Linked DNA regions of Homo sapiens: region 1 is linked to region 2. Evidence: chromatin loops called from intact Hi-C (ENCODE). Cell type or tissue: CD14-positive monocyte. All regions are shown on one strand. Each heading gives the region's core, and the rest is flanking DNA. Links, peaks and the distances in the headings are about the cores only. Region 1 has its middle 8.7 kb from the start of GPAT3. Region 2 overlaps GPAT3 (glycerol-3-phosphate acyltransferase 3).

The links. Hi-C counts contacts between places; a loop is a spot of excess contacts. Peaks named below come from ENCODE experiments on the same cell type or tissue, not always from the same donor. Only the 100,000 strongest peaks of a DNase experiment are listed, where the experiment ranks them.
Region 1: it touches region 2 in a loop (3-fold over the local background); 17 of 110 quality-filtered maps call a loop at or near these places.

The regions. Positions count from the first base shown.
Region 1 is chr4:83,523,201-83,531,538 of GRCh38, forward strand. No RefSeq gene overlaps it. Among named protein-coding and RNA genes, the nearest start is that of GPAT3, 8.7 kb to the right of the region's middle. In CD14-positive monocyte, for the core only: no CTCF peak of the experiment used is centred there; no DNase peak of the experiment used is centred there.
Region 2 is chr4:83,577,575-83,585,912 of GRCh38, forward strand. It overlaps GPAT3 (glycerol-3-phosphate acyltransferase 3), which reads left to right. Exons shown (of 12, transcript NM_032717.5): 3 at 3,988-4,258. Among named protein-coding and RNA genes, the nearest start is that of GPAT3, 46 kb to the left of the region's middle. RefSeq lists a silencer at 4,962-5,256. In CD14-positive monocyte, for the core only: CTCF peaks have their summits at 4,805 (motif pointing left) and 5,007; DNase peaks (open chromatin) are centred at 4,277 and 4,587; H3K4me3 peaks cover 855 bases; H3K27ac peaks cover 1,604 bases.

The sequences.
Region 1 (8,338 bases), core at 273-8,272, 54 kb before region 2:
AAATTTGTCGTTCTTTTCTCTTGTTAACCTGTCTTTTGTTATAGGGCTGTTGGCTGTGACCCTGGTGATGAGTGAGGAAAGGTATCACACCTTTCCTTACGAATACTGAAAATCTAAAGCTTTGTAGTGTTGGGGTATTAGAAGTCCCAGGGGAAGAGGTTCTGATTAACTGGCACTAACTGAAGTTTATCAACAGTTAAATTCAAATGCCTACTGAAAGAGGCTGGACAGGTGATGAAAAGCAGAAAGTAAGCTGGGGTTAAGACACATTTTGATAAGTACTTAGGTACAAAGTACATGTCATTTTCTTCTTCTTCTTTTTTTTTTTTTTTGAGACAGAGTCTCACTCTGTCACCCAGGTTGAAGTGCAGTGCTGTGATCTCAGCTCACTGCAACCTCTGCTTCCCGGGTTCAAGCAATTCTCTTGCCTCAGCCTCCTTAGTAGCTGGGGTTACAGGTGCACCACATCTGGCTGATTTTTCTATTTTTAGTAGAGATTGGGTTTCATTGTGTTGGCCAGGCAGGTCTTGAACCCCTGACCTCAGGTGATCCACCCACCTCAGCCTCCCAAAGTGCTGGGATTACAGGTGTGAGCCACTGCTTGATATAAGAGATATGTCAATGCCAGGGTGATGACAAAAGACCGTGGAAGAGATGGAGAGGGGACACACTGAAGAGGTTACGTTCTGCAGACATGTGAGCTCAGGGTTGCCTGTGTTGGGGCTCAGGACCCACCACCCCAAAACATGACTATAGGAGACCAGACTATGACACCTCAAAATATACTTCTTTGGCATATTTCAAGCTGGTTATTCTAAGGAACTGCAGACACAGGAGTAGCTCTGAAAAGCTCTTGTTTTATAAAAGAAATTTAGATCTATAAACGAAATCTACATTAGTAAAAGTATCTATCAGGAAGCTCTGAAAAACTCATTTTATAAAAGAAATTTAGATCTATAAAGGAAATCTACATTAGTAAAAGTATCTGTATCAGGAAGAGGGCTACTTCAGATTACTTTTATTACCTGAGAGACTTCATCTGCATAACAAGATAGCTTTCGGCCGGGTGTGTTTGCTCATGCTTGTAATCCCAGCATTTTGGGAGGCTGAGGCAGCCAGATCACCTGATGTCAGGAGTTCAAGACTAGCCTGGCCAACGCAGTGAAACCCTGTCTCTACTAAAAATACAAAAATTAGCCAGGTGTGGTGGTGCACGCCTATAGTCCCAGTTACTTGGGAGGCTGAGGTGGGAGAATTGCTTGAACCCAGAAGGCAGAGGTTGCAGTGAGCTGAGATCGTGCCACTGAACTCCAGCCTGGGCGACAGAGCGAGACTCCATCTCAAAAACAAAAACAAACAAACAAACAAAACCCCCCAAAACAAGACAGCTTTTATCTACCATGCATTTCCTCCCCTCACCCTCTCATAACTTGTCTTTACCACACCCCAAAAGCTCCAAGCCCGTATTCCCTTCAGTAGCTCAGAGTGCTTTGAAAGCTTCAATCACCCAGCCCCTTTTCAAGTTCCATATTTTGTGGGACTCTTGTACATATATATGTAATTCAGTATGTTTTTTCTCCTGTTAATCTGCTTTATGTCAATTTAATTTATAGCCCAGCCAAAAGAGATATACGAGAACCGAGAAGGGTGGAGGGAAGTAATTTTTTTCCCTCTCTAACACCTGATTTTAGAATAATATAGGCATTTTAATTTTAGTGTCAATATTTTAATATGTGGGCAATCAATTCAAATTTTTAAAATGTATTTATTTACTTTTTTGAGACGAAGTCTCCCTCTGTCGCCCAAGCTGGAGTGCAGTGGTGTGATCTCAGCTCACTGCAGCCTCTGCCTTCCGGGTTCAAGTGATTATCCTGCCTCAGCCTACCAAGTAGCTGGCATTACAGGCACCCACCACCACGCCTGGCTAATTTTTGTATTTTTAGTAGAGATGGGGTTTCACCATGTTGGTCAGTCTGGTCTCGAACTCCTGACCTCAAGTGATCCACCTGCCTTGGCTTCCCAAAGTGCTGGGATTATAGGCATGAATCACTGAGCCTGGCCATTTATTTATTGAAACAGGGTGTTGCTCTGTTGCCCAGGCTGGTGTGTGGTGACATGATCATGGCTTACTGTGTAATCACCTAACAGGTTCTTCCTGTGGGCTGCACAGACAAAATCAATTCACTGTGACCATGACATTGTAGTAAGGAAAGAGTTTAATTGACATAAGGCTGGCCACACCACATAGGGAGATGGAGTTATTACTCAAATCAATCTCCCTGACAATTCAGAGGCTAGGGTCTTTCAGGGATAGTTTGGTGCACAGTGGGCTAAGGGAATGGGTGCTGCTGATTGGTTGGAGAAGCAATCATAGGGCTGTGGACAATGGTCCTTGCACACTGAGTCTGCTTCTGGGTAGGGGCTACAGGACCAGTTGAACTAAGAGTTGAGGGTCTGGGTGGAGCCATCTAGTTCTCAGAAATGCAAAAGTCTAAAGAGATGTCCCAAAAGGCCAATCTTAGGTTCTGAAATAGTGAATTGGAGAAGTTGCGAGTCTTGTGACCTCCAGAATAATGGCTGGTAATTGTTTAAGCCCACATTTTAGCAGAATTCGGGCCCCTGTCATCCTTCTAACCTGCTGGACTTTCTTTAGTTTTAGAAAGGCAGTTTAGTTTTGGGAAGGGTTACTATCATTTAAACTACAAATTTCTCCCAAAGTTAGCTTGGTGTGCACCCAAGAATAAGCAAGGATAGCTTGGAGGTTAGAAGCAAGATGGAGTCAACTATGTCAGATTTCTCTTACTGTCATAATTTTGCAATGGCAATTTTTCAACTGCACCCTCTATCTCCCAGGCTCAAGCAATCCTCTCACCCCAGCCTCCTGAGTAGTGGGGACTACAAGTGTATAACACTTGGCCTGGCTAATTTTTAAAATTTAGTTTTTGTAGAGATGGGGTCTCACTGTGTTGCCCAGGCTGGTCCAAACTCCTGGGCTCAAGCAATCTTCCCACCTCAGCCTCTCAAAGTGCTGGGATTGCAGGTGGGAAACACTGCCCAGCCAACTCAAAGTTTTTAGAGAACATTTTATGAGACCTTTGTAAAGGGCATCTGGCCTGTGGTTCTCTGGCTTGTGACTGCTGATTTACATATAACCAGTATATAAATGAGTTGGGAAGAGGAGAGCCTGGGCTTTCTCTTCAGAGGTTTCTCTTCACCTGTGTACCCACTCCTTCAAGCTTCATACTTGCCCCTGTGAGACCCTCCATTCAATTCAGCAAGTGTGTAATGACAACATCGTTTGCCCTGGGATGAAAATTCTCACCTCTAGCTCTCACTACTACTTTGAAGACTTGATATAGTAGGTTCAGGTATCAGATACTATGACAGTGGTTCCAATAAGACTAGATTAAGTCCCAGCACTTTGGGAGGGCAAGGCAGGCAGATCACCTGAGGTCAGGAGTTCAAGACCAGCCTGGCCAACATGGTGAAACCCAGTCTCTACTAAAAATACAAAAATTAACCAGATGTAGTGGCGTATGCCTGTAATCCCAGCTACTTGGGAGGCTGAGGCAGGAGAGTCGTTTGAACCCTCGAGGTGGAGCTTGCAGTGAGCTGAGACGGCGCAACTGCACTCAAGCCTGGGCAACAGAGCGAGTTTCTCTTTAAATAAATAAACAAACAAATAGATAAAGTTTAGCCTAAAGCTACCTCCTTACATATTTTAAGTTTGGCCTAAAGGTTTATCTGTACATAGCAAACTGGATGTGTAAATGGATGTGTAAACAGACTATAACCTACTCTTGTAGCAAGAGCAAGAAGCCAACTCTCAAGACAGCAGCCATACTTCAATCATTCACAGGTGGCCAGCTATTTAAGCAAGACAAACACTGAGCTGTAACCAATCCAGCTCTTTCTGTACCTCACTTGCATTTTCTGTGTGTCACTCTTTTTTCTGTCTATAAATCTTCGCTGACCAGACAGTAGTGCCAGGGTTGCTCTGAATCTATTTCTGGTTTTGGAAGGTGGGCTGTCTGACTCATGAATCATTCTTTGCTCAATTAAACTCTGTTTAATTTGTCTAAAGTTTTTAACAGTAGATCCAAGGATTAGGCTTTAAGCCTAAGAAAAGCCTAAGAAAAAGTTGGATGTATCAATCAATATTATCCTTGAAAAGTTCCCTAGAAATTCGCCATCATGGTGACCATTTTAGACGACCTCTCACCATGTTAGTTTTCCTTCTGAAACTGCCTTTTGCAAAAATTATGACAGTAAAAAAAAATCTGACATAGAAAAATTATGACAGTGAAAGAAATCTGACCTAACTGACTCCTTCTTGCCTTTAACCTCCAAGCTGCCCTTGTCCATTCCTGGGTGTAGGCCAAGCTAACTACAGGAGGAATTTAGCTTATCATTTAACTTTGAAACAAAGACGATAGCTGGGATAACAAAGGTTCAAGCGATTCTCCTACCTCATCCTCCTGAGTAGCTGGAATTACAGGTGCCTGCCACTATGCCTGGCTAAATTTTGTATTTTTAGTAGAGATTGTGTTTCACCATGTTGGCCAGGCTGCTCTCAAACTCCTGATCTCAGGTGATCCGCCCACCTTGACCTTCCAAAGTGCAGGGATTACAGGTGTGAGCCACCGCACCTGGCCTAAACTCTCTATTGCAATTCTCTTGTCTTAATAAATTGGCTTTATTTGGGCAGTGGGCAAGAAGAATCTGTTGGGCAGTTATGCTTCCATTATTGGAATAGATTCATTACTTCTTGGACTGAGCACAAATGAAGTACTTATGTGGCTTTTAGGGCTGAGCAGTTTGAAAATATAAACTATAGCTTTAAACACTAGGATTGCACTCCATGGAGAAAATGTTCACATTTTGAGAGACCTTCCCCCAGGAACTGAGAGTTCTAGAAGGAAAAGCACATTTATATTCCCCATTTCAAAAAGGTCTCCGAGTGGAATGACCACTATTTTAATTTTTGTTATTTACATTATTTTAGTCATATAATTTAATTCACATATGTTAAATAGGGCACAGGGTATTAGGCAATTCCACTGTAAATAATGTACCTCCAAGTGGCATTATTTTTTGTTGGATACTTACTTTCATGTAATCCAGCATTTTTCCAAGTGTAGCCCAGCTACTCCTGGAAGGCTTCGCCACCTTTCAGGGGGACTGGGCACTGTGGCTCATCCCTGTAATCCCAACATTTTGGGAAGTTGAGGCAGCAGGATTGCTTGAGCCTGGAAGTTCAATACCAGCCTGGGAATAAAGAAACTCCATTTGTACAGAAAAATTAAAAATTTAGCTGGGTATGGTGGTGTGCATCTGTAGTCCAGCTACTCTGGAGGCTGAAGTGGGAGGATCGTTTGAGACCAGTAGGTTAAGGCTGTAGTGAGCTGTGGTCATGCTACTGTGCTCCAGCCTGGGTGACAAAGTGAGACCCTGTCTGGAAAACAAAAATCTTTCAGAGGGTCCATGAGGTCAAAACTATCTTTTTTTTTTTTTAATACTGAGATGTTATTTTCCTTTTTTAGCCTCATTCTCTCATACATGGGATTTATTATATTTTTGATGCATCGAACTGGCCAGGATATAGTCTCCAGTTATTCAGGGGCTATAGTCCTCTAGTTACAATCTAGGTGTTACTGTGAAGTTATTTTATTGATATTGATATTTTACTGATAGCTTCTTGTGCCTTAGAATTTCAGTCAGCTCCATCTGATAGCCTGCCCTGTGTATTTCAGACTTGCCTTGCCTGTCCCCACAATTGCATAAATGATTGTTTACAGTAAATCTCTTAATACATATTTCCTTCTGTTCTGATTAAGATTTTGACTGATAGAGGCCAGGCATGGTGGCTCACACCTGTAATTCCAGCACTTTGGGAGGCCGAGGCAGGTGGATCACTTGAAGTCAGGAGTTCGAGACCAGCTTGGCCAACATGGTGAAACCCCGTCTCTACTAAAAATACAAAAATTAGCCGGCAGTGGTGGCACGCGCCTGTAATCCTAACTACTTGGGAGGCTGAGGCAGGTGGATCACTTGAAGTCAGGAGTTCGAGACCAGCTTGGCCAACATGGTGAAACCCCGTCTCTACTAAAAATACAAAAATTAGCCGGGAGTGGTGGCACGCGCCTGTAATCCTAACTACTTGGGAGGCTGAGGCATGAGAATAGTTTGAATCTGGGAGGTGGAGGTTGCAGTGAGTGGGCATCGTGCCACTGCATACCAGCCTAGGTGACAAAGTGAGATTCCATCTCAAAAAAAAAAAAAAAAAAAAAAAAAGATTTTGACTGATAGAAATTTTGGTAGTGGAAGTGGTTATAGAGAAACAGAATCATAAGAATGAGTTTTTGGAGTTGGTTTTCTAATCTGGTTAGTTTTGAAGGCACCAATGCCTCTATTTTCAGTGGTAAAGAGGGCACTGGTAGTCCACATTATGATATGGTAAGAGATATGCAAGGCATGGCCACTGGATACTTCTAATAAAATATCTACTGGAGGCAAGGTTCTGGGTGTCCAAGTATTTGCTTTTAGTCAAACTACGGAATATAATAAGATTGGCTGATTGTTCCTAACTTCACTGAGTAGTAGGAAAAGAAAAGGATGAGCTCAAGCCTTCAAATTCTCAGGTCATACTCCACATAAAAAACCTGAACGCTTCTATGTCTGTCCTGAAATAAACCCTCATCTCCTGTAGCCACATGGCAAAGATTTCTGAAAACCAACCCCCGAGTCTCCATCTGCCAAGGGCTGAATTAAATACAAAAGTGAGTCCTTGACTGAGAAGGAACAGGATCCTGGAATTTGGTATGGGAACAAGGCAGATCTTGATGAAGCTGAGGCTACAGAATCCCTAAGTTCTGATGCATCTCCTTTGCCAGTTGTAGCTGCTTTCCACCACTGCCTGAAGAAGTTAGCCCTCCTTTGCCTGAAGAATGTGTCATGGCCTTCCCTGAGGCATTTGCCTTGCTCATTCTCCTCAGGACCTGCCTCCATCACTCCTGTCTGGTTCTAGACTAGAACTAGACTCCAGTCCTAGCAGGTCATGAAAGGTGAGGTATACTATACTCCAAAATATGTCCTAGGAGAAAGTATACTGTACTCCAAAAGAACTGCTTTTTTTTTTTTTTTTGAGACAGTTTCTCGCTCTGTTGCCCAGGCTGGAGTGCAGTGGTGTGATCTCGGCTCATTGCAACCTCTGCCTTCTGGGTTTAAGTGATTCTCTGCCTCAGCCTCCCAAGTAGCTGGGACTACAGGCATGTGCCACCACGCCCGGCTAATTTTTGTATTTTAGTAGAGACGGGGTTACTCCTGTTGGTCAGGCTGGTCTCGAACTCCTGACCTCAGGTGATCCACCCACCTCGGCCTCCCAAAGTGCTGGGATTACAGGGGTGAGCCACTGTGCCTGGCCAAAGAACTGCATATTTTTTTGCAAAGTATGCTGAAAGAAATCTAGAGAATTGTGTGGGAATGACGTGAAGGAAGTGGGAGCATGTCATCCTGGTTCACAAGTAAAACTAGGAGCTTATGTAGGGCAGGTGATCAATGGAGTTTTATCTCAGGTCCATCTTATATTGGGCCCAGTGAATCTTTGAACCCATCCTGTGGTTATTTTCCCAGTCCTGGAATGCAAAATTGGAATAGACATACTCAGCAACTGGTAGGATCTCCATGATGGATCCCTGACCTGTGAAGTGAGGGATGTGGATGAGAACAGGAGACAGGTGTGTGTGTATGTGCGCTGGGGGAAGCACTGGGATGTGACCAAAGACCCAGAGAAGAAGAAACCCTGCATAAAACAGAAGGTGGGAAAGATTTTTTTTGGCATGTGATGAAAATTGGGTTGGATGCAGACTGTGGAATGCTTCCAGATCTAACCTAAGATGTTCAGTATTTCAGCTTTAACTTCTGGCTATTAGAGAGCGTTAAAGTAACTAAATATGGTCTGAGAAGGACTCTGTGCTTCTATATTTGAGTCCTTGTGGATGAACTGCAACCTAACTTAATAGGCAGACAAGATCGAAAAACCTAACTTAAGAGTATGCACCTGGCCAGCGTGGTGGCTCACACCTGTAACCCCAGCACTTTGGGAGGCTAAGGCAGGCAGATCACCTGAGGTCAGGAGTTTGAGACCAGCCTGACCAACATGGTGAAACCCCGTCTCTATCAAAAGTACAAAAATTAGCTGGGCGTGGTGGCGCCTGCCTGTAATCCCAGCTACCTGGGAGGCTGAGGCAGGAGAATCATTGGAACCTGGGAGGCGGAGGTTGCAGTGAGCTGAGATCATGCCACTGCACTCCACCCTGGGCAACAGAGCAAGACACCG
Region 2 (8,338 bases), core at 98-8,097:
AGTGAATCTGGGTGAAGTGACCTATTGTTGCAACTTCGCTGTATGTTTGAAATTATTTTTTAAAAAGATCTTCCTAAGTTATACCTGGGAAGTGGAATTGCTAGGTCATAGGCTCTGAATGTGTTTGAATTTGCACATCTTTACCAGTACTTCACATTATCAGATTAAACATCTTTATCAGGCTTATGGGTATGAAGGAGTATGTCATTGTGGCTTTTTTTTTTTTTTTTTTTTTTTTTTGAGACAGGGTCTCGTTCTGTTGCCCAGGCTGGAGTAGTGTAGTGGTGCAATCTCAGCTCACTGCAACCCTCACCTCCCGGATTCAAGTGATTCTACTGCCTCAGCCTCCCCAGTAGCCGGGATTACAGGCGTGTGCCGCCACGCCTGGCTAATTTTTTGTATTTTTAGTAGAGACGGGGTTTCACCATGTTGGCCAGGCTGGTCTCAAACTCCTGACCTCAAGTGAACTGCCCACCTCGGCCTCCCAAAGTGCTGGGATTACAGGTGTGAGCCACCATACCTGGCCTCACTGTGGTTTGAGTTTGCATTTCTTTCATTATAGTGAAGCAGAACATGTTTTCAAATGTTTCATCAATAAGGCTACTCTTTTATGAATTGCTTGCTATATTCTTAGCCATTTTTAAAACAGAGTTCTTTGACATTTTTAAATTAATTTTTTGTATGTCTTAATATATTCTGGAAATTAATCCTTTGGGAAATTAATCCTTTGTCGGCTAGATAAATTGCAGTTACCTACATACTTTTGAAAGATGCTTAACTAAAATATAAAATTGAGTTATATTTTATTTAAGTTACACAGAATAAACTAGGTAAGAAGGCAGAGAAAACATTGCACAACAAGTGTGTAGGGGCTGGAGGGCTGGCGTTGTTTGCAGATCTCTTCTCTCTTGGCTCAGTCAAATAATATGGGGCAATTGAACTTGCATTCTTATCTCTGGCCCCTCTGAAAAAGGTTATTTTTAGGAAGGCTGTCTATTGTCCCCAGTGTATTTCATTCAGAAATTTGCTGAAGAAGGTATTCTTCCCTCCTGCTGTAATGAAACTGTTGCACTGCTAAATACTGGCCAGTACTTAGATTGAGTAATGGGCTTTGAGTGGTATTGCAGTGCCTGTAGAGCAAAAGGGTAATTCAGTAGGCACACTATCATGGTTCATCCTCTAATACTAATTAAACCTCTTTTGGAGATGGTGAAAAAAGGTTAAACCACTTAGACTTGACTTCTGAAAAAGAGAACCTAATAATCATTCAAGAACTTACTTTTTTCCTTCCTTCCTTCCTTCCCTCCCTTCCCTCCCTCCCTCTTTCTTTTCTTTTTTCTTTTTTCTTTTCTTTCTTTCTTTCTTTTCTTTTCTTTTCTTTCTTTCTTTCTTTCTTTCTTTCTTTCTTTCTTTCCTTCCTTCCTTCCTTCCTTCCTTCTTTCCCTTTCTTTCTTTCTTTCTTTCTTTCTTTCTTTCTTTCTTTCTTTCTTTCTTTCTTTCTTTCTTCCCTTCCTTCCTTCCTTCCTTCCTTCCTTCCTTCCTTCCTTCCTTCCTTTCTTTCTCCCTCCCTCCCTCTCTCTCTTTCTCTCTTTCTCTTTCTTTCCTTTCTTAATTTTTATTTCTTTCTCTCTCTCCCCTTCCTTCCTTCCTTCCTTCTCTCCCTCTTTTCTCCCTTTCCCTTCCCTTCCCGCCCCTCCCCTCTGTTCCCCTCCCCTCCCCTCCCCTCCCCTCCTCTTCCCTTTCCATCTCATTTTGTCACCCAGGCTGGAGTGCAATGGCATGATCATGGCTCACTGCAGCCTCCATCTTCTGGGCTCAAGTGATCCCCCTGCCTCAGCCTCCCAAGTAGCTGGGACTACAGGCACATGCCACCATGTCCAGCTAATTTTTGTATTTTTTGTGGAGACAGGTTTCACCATGTTGCCCAGGTAGGTCTCAAACTCTTGGGCTCAAGTGATCCGCTCACCTTGACCTCCCAAAGTGTTGGAATTACAGGCATAAGCCCCCATGCCAAGCCCCTATTGCTTTAATTCTTAAGGTGACTAGGTATAAACTTTGCATGTAGGACAAAAACTCCAAAATCCCCATATATCCCACACCTAAAATCATAAAACATTAGCCCTGTAAGAAAACTAAATTGTTTCCATTCTCTCAGTTTATAAAAGACATCAGTCATGGAGCTGGTGGTTGTCCTAAACAGGACTTGGCTTTTGACTCCAGGTCCTCTTTCCTTTCTCCTCTAGTGTAGTATTAGTCCTTCCGAAAACTGAACTATTACAGCTCTTTCTACTAATACACGTATAACTCTTTCCGGGATAGGTAATACAGCACTGTCCATTTTCCTCATTGATTTCCTAGTAAACTGGAAAATGAGGTGATCAAAAAAGATCTTCTTTCAGGGAATTTAACATCTTAATTACTATCTCAAAAGAAAATATTTTTCTTTGTAGTCTAATGTCAGAAGTAACCTTTTGTGATACACCCCAAAGGAACCAATGAATGATCATATGACTGTGTATATAGCTACTCTTTATTCTTTGAAGACTTTCTCATTTTTTGTATTTAATAGTTAGAATTGAATGACAGTAGTCATTTTTCAATTCATAAAAATTTATGCTGCTTTAAAAAATCATTTAATTATTTTCTTGATGGAAAATACAGTAACAGCACAGAGAGGAAAACCTAATCCTATTGTCTAGAAATAGCTACTTAATGTTTTCATTTTTACATTTTTTCTATGTATATGTATTTCATAGAGTGAAACTATAGTTTTAGATTCCGTCTTTTCTTGATTAACATTATAGTATTTGTTAATGGGTGCATTTTATATCATTGTTTGGATTAATTGTAATGAAGAATGCTACAGTGAACACCCTTGCCTACATTTGCCTACATTTCTAATTATTTTCTGATGACAGATTCCTAGAATTGGAGTTATTGATCATCAGCAAAACTATCTTCAGTCTTTTCATTGCCAAACCAACTTTGACAAAGTTGCTACTACTTCCGTACTTGTACAAGTTGAATATGAGAGTACCTGTGTCATTTCAAGTCATTGAATAAAATGCTGCTGATTTGATACTGTAAATAGGCCTTTGTCTAATTCACATTTCCTTTTTCACTAGTGAAAAGTTGTATGATATTAACTATTAATATTCATGTTGTTTCTGTGAACTTTGCTTACTTTTATGCAGGAGGCTGTGTTTTTCTTATTAAATAATTTTCATATATTAAAAAATCGGCCGGGCGTGGTGGCTCACGCCTGTAATCCCAGCACTTTGGGAGGCAGAGGCAGGCAGATCACGAGGTCAGGAGATTGAGACCATCCTGGCTAACATGGTGAAACCCTGTCTCTATTAAAAATACAAAAAATTAGCCGACTGTGGTGGCGGGTGCCTGTAGTCCCAGCTGCTTGGGAGGCTGAGGCAGGAGATTGGCATGAACCCGGGAGGCGGAGCTTGCAGTAAGCTGAGATCACGCCACTGCACTCCAGCCTGGGTGACGGAGCAAGACTCCGTCTCAAAAAAAAAAAAAAAAAAAAAAAAAATCAACTTTTTGCCATTTATGGTGAATCTTTTGCCATTTTGCTTGCTTTTTGATTTTATGGTTTTTGTCAGGGAGAACAGAAGTCTTTGTTTTTACACAATCTAGAGTTATACTTGGGGAGAATTTTGTGTGTGTGTGTGTGTGAGTTCTTTGTCTAATGGTATGCAGGGAAGAATTCCAAACAAGAGGATTATGGAGGACCAAAAACCCCTCTTTATAATTAACAAAGATCATGAGGTAGAGGCCATTTCATGCAGACACAGTGATTTCACCTCTTTTCCCACTGCAATTGTTTGTCTCTTACTTCTGAAGATGGCTGATGTCACCCATTAAACTTATTTACTTGTTTGGCATATTTAACTTCTACACAGTTAAAGTTGCCCTTTTGGTCAATTCTTCTGTCGTATGGCATTTTCTCATGTCCTGATGCTTTCTTTTAAGGTATTATCCAAAGAGATGAGTCACCCATGGAAAAAGGGCTCTCTGGTCTACGAGGAAGGGACTTTGAGCTGTCTGACGTGTTTTATTTCTCCAAGAAGGGATTGGAAGCCATTGTAGAAGATGAAGTGACCCAGAGGTTTTCCTCAGAGGAGCTAGTGTCATGGAATCTCCTCACAAGAACCAATGTAAATTTCCAGTACATCAGTCTGCGGCTCACTATGGTGTGGGTGCTGGGCGTCATAGTGCGCTATTGTGTCCTACTGCCTCTGAGGTAAGTCATATGCCTGGTAATTTGATGATACGCTTGACTCAGCTTTCTTTTTGAATCATGTACATAATGGCCACGTAAGTGTTCTGTGGTGCTTATTCCACCCATTCCCACGTAGGAAATGCCACCAAACATGACCTCTAAAGGAATGTATTACGTATCCATTTTCCTTTCACAATTTTTCCCCAAATGAAGTTGTATATTCAGAATCCAATGTATATCTTAGAATCTGGATCCACTTTGCTATTAGAGTCTGAGCTAACTTGAGGATGGAGAGAAAAGGGAAGTGAAGAAGAAGAAGAGGAAGAGGAAGAAGAAGAAGAGAGATCATCAACAGTTTCATATTCACTAGAGCATCAGCCAAACTGTAAGAGCTGACCAGAACCCACTGCCTTTCTTTGCCAGTCCATAGCACTTCATAACTGCATAAGAGAGAAAAAATTCTTGAGTGTGGTTACACGTGGGAGAGAGCCATTTCGAAGTGTGTTTGTTCCATCCAATTCATTGTGATCACGGACTGCTCTTATTAAAGTGTCCCCACCTGGGTCCCCTTCTGCTTCTGAGCTTGAGTGCCACCTGGTGAGGAGGCAGTGTCAAGCCTAGTTTATGGAAAGCACGATGTGGAACATGAGTAGAAGGCACTGCGTGGTGGGATGAAGCTGTAAGTGGCTGAGATCTGATTAGCGTGGTGGTAGCAGTAGTAGGCACGTATACCAGCCACAACATTATTGTTGATCATCTTGCTTCATTTCCCTGGACATGGCCTTGGCATCCTCTCAGCAGAGCTTTCCAGGCAGTGGCTACCTGCCAACTAAACTTGGCACATGAATTGAAATCTTTTTACCACCCCCAGGGTGGCCTATGCTTGCCTCATTCAGATTTATTACCAGGGAAAGTATTGCTTAACTACAGGGAAATGCAGATTTCTAAGAAATTATTTCTGGGTTGTTGTTGTTGTTTTTTTTTGCCCATATTGCTAGTTCAGACATTGGGGCATAGTATGTCTTTTGGGAATCATTTCAGCTGTGATAATGAAGCGAAATTCAAGGTTTCACATATAATTTTGCTTGAACCTTAAACTAGTGCCCCCAAAACAGGGTTCGTGTACTCTGGGAGTGTACAAGACTATCCATTGGCATGCAGGAAGGAAATATTAGAGCTCTTATTTACTAAAAGCTTCTGTTCTGGCTGGGTGCAGTGGCTCACGCCTGTAATCCCAGCACTTTGGGAGGCCGAGGTGGGCGGATCACAAGATCAAGAGATCGAGACCATCCTGGCCAACATGGTGAAACCTCATCTCTACTAAAAATACAAAAATTAACTGGGCGTGGTGGAGCACACCTAGTCTCAGCTACTCGGGAGGCTGAGACAGGAGAATCGCTTGAACCTGGGAGGCAGAGGTTGCAGTGAGCTGTGATCGTGCCACTGCACTCTAGCCTGGCAACAGAGCGAGACTGCGTATCCAAAAAAAAAAGAAAGAAAGAAAGAAAAAAAGCTTCTGTTCGCTTTATAACTAGAGCTTCCATTTATTCTGTTTTCATTCTTAAAAAGAAAAAGCCCAGGGGCATGGTGGCTCACACCTGTAATACTAGCACTTTGGGAGGCTGAGGTGGGCAGATCACTTGAGGCCAGGAGTTCGACTGGCCTGGACAACATGGTGAAACCCCATCTCTACCAAAAATACAAAAATTAGCCAGGTGTGGTGATACGCACTTGTAGTCCCAGCTACTTGGGAGGCTGAGGCAGAGAATTACTTGAACCCAGGAGGCAGAGGTTGCAGTGAACCAGGATCACGCTACTACACTCCAGCCTGGGTGACAGAGCGAGACTCTTGTCTGAAAAAAAAAAAAAAAAAAAAAAAAAAAAAATGAAGCTGGGCCGGGCATAGTGACTCTTGCCTGTAATCCCAGCCCTTTGGGAGGCCGAGGTGAGGTCAGGAGTTCTATGTCAGCCTGGCCAACATGGTTAAACTCCATCTCTACTAAAAATACAAAAATTAGCCAGGTGTGGTGGCACATGCCTGTAGTCCCAGCTACTTGGGAGGCTGAAGCAGGAGAAATCACTTGAACCCGGGAGGCGGAGGTTGCAGTGAGACACTGTATTCCAGCCTGGGTGACAGAGTGAGGTGAGGCTCCATTTCAAAAAAAATAAACAACAACAACAACAACAAAAACACATGAAGCTTTAGTCAAGTTTAATATATGGATTGGTTCGTATCCAAGGTAACCTGAAGGAAGAATGAGGAATTCTACAGCACAGTGCTTGAGATGCCCTTGTTTGTTGTTGGTTAGCTTTCACCATGCTGTGGGGGCCCAGAAAATGCTGTTATGATTCCCTTATCTACTAAACAAATGCTCACAAAATAGATAAGTGACTTAAAATATTTTTGCAAAGAAACTATGATTTAAGATAATAAAGCAATGTAAACATTTATTACTTCTTGGCCTTTGGGCTAAGATCAAGTGCAGTGATATAAGCATCCAAGAACAAAAAGAAAATGCAGAGTTCAGACTCCTACTCTTAGTGGATACTCTTCAGTGTGGAAGAACTGCTTTGTAAATGCTTTTTAAAAGAAGCACCTACTACAAAATGAGCTTTTCAAAAACCAGATTGTATTAAGATACAATGTGGTGATGGTTGCACAACTCTGTGAATATGACAGAAACTACTGAATTGCATACTTTATTTTATTTATTTATTTTTATGATGAGATAGAGTCTCACTCCATCACTTAGACACAATCTTGGGTCACTGCAACCTCTGCCCGCTGAGTTCAAGCGATTCTTATGCCTCAGCCTCTCGAGTAGCTGGAATTACAGGCATGTGCCTCCATGCCTGGCTAATTTTTGTATTTTTAATAGAGATGGGGTTTCACCATGTTGGCCAGGCTGGTCTCAAACTCCTGACCTGAAGTGATCCGCCTGCCTTGGCTTCCCAAAGTGCTGGGATTACAGGCGTGAGCCAGTGCCTGAACTGAATTACACATTTTAATGGGTTGAATTGTATGGCATGTGAATTGTATGTCAATAAAGCTCTTAAAAAACAGACTGTGGCTGAAAACTTATGTCATCTATGAGAACTCTAACATTGCCTCACTTAAACTGGGATACATAATGTTCTGGCCTGTTAATCTAGCAAATAAAAAGTTTCAGTAGTTTTGAACCCAATTGTTAAACATGTTAAAATGAAACTCCTTCTGATTTAATGGATGGGAACAAGTGATTCTCATTGGGGCAAGATGGCAAAACATTATTTTAAAAGTTTTGCATAATTGATGATGAGATTAAACAATAATTTAGTTATTGCATCAGTAACTGACAAGAAAAAAGAACCTGACCTTCAAATTGCTATGTCAAGTCTTTAACAAAATTTAACACCTTATTTATCAAGGTATTTATAGGAAAGCATGTTCAAAAAGCTTTCTTCTTGCTCAAAATTGTAATAGTATTAATTATATTTATTAGTTATAGTAATATATCATGTTATTAAGTTATAATTATAAAATTGATAGTTATAATTATAAAATTAATAATATATATTAATGTATTACTTTATTATCCTATTTTGAGTGAGGACAAATTGCAACATTAATATAATTTCAAAATACTGTATTTTTAAATAAAAATATTTATACTTTTTTTTACGTTTCCAGATGTTTTATAATGTACATTATATCAGTACAGAATATGCACATTATTCTTAAACACATTGGGCTGCATGTTCAGATGTGTTATTGATGGAGTGTTTCTCCAAATGGGTTAAGATTGCTGCCTTTTACGCTGTTTCTTTTTTTTTTTTTGAGACAGTCTCACTTTGTTGCCCAGGCTGAAGTGTAGTGGCACAATCTTGGCTCACTGCAACCAACCCCTGCCTCCTGGGTTCAAGCGGTTCTCGTTACAGGGATGTGTCACCATGCCTTCCTAATTTTTGTATTTTTAATAGAGACAGGGTTTCACCATGTTGGCCAGGCTGGTCTCGAACTCCCCACCTCAAGTGATCCACTCGCCTGGGCCTCCCAAACTGCTGGGATTGTAGCCGTGAGACACTGCTTATTTCTCTTGTTTTAAATAATGCTAAACTGCT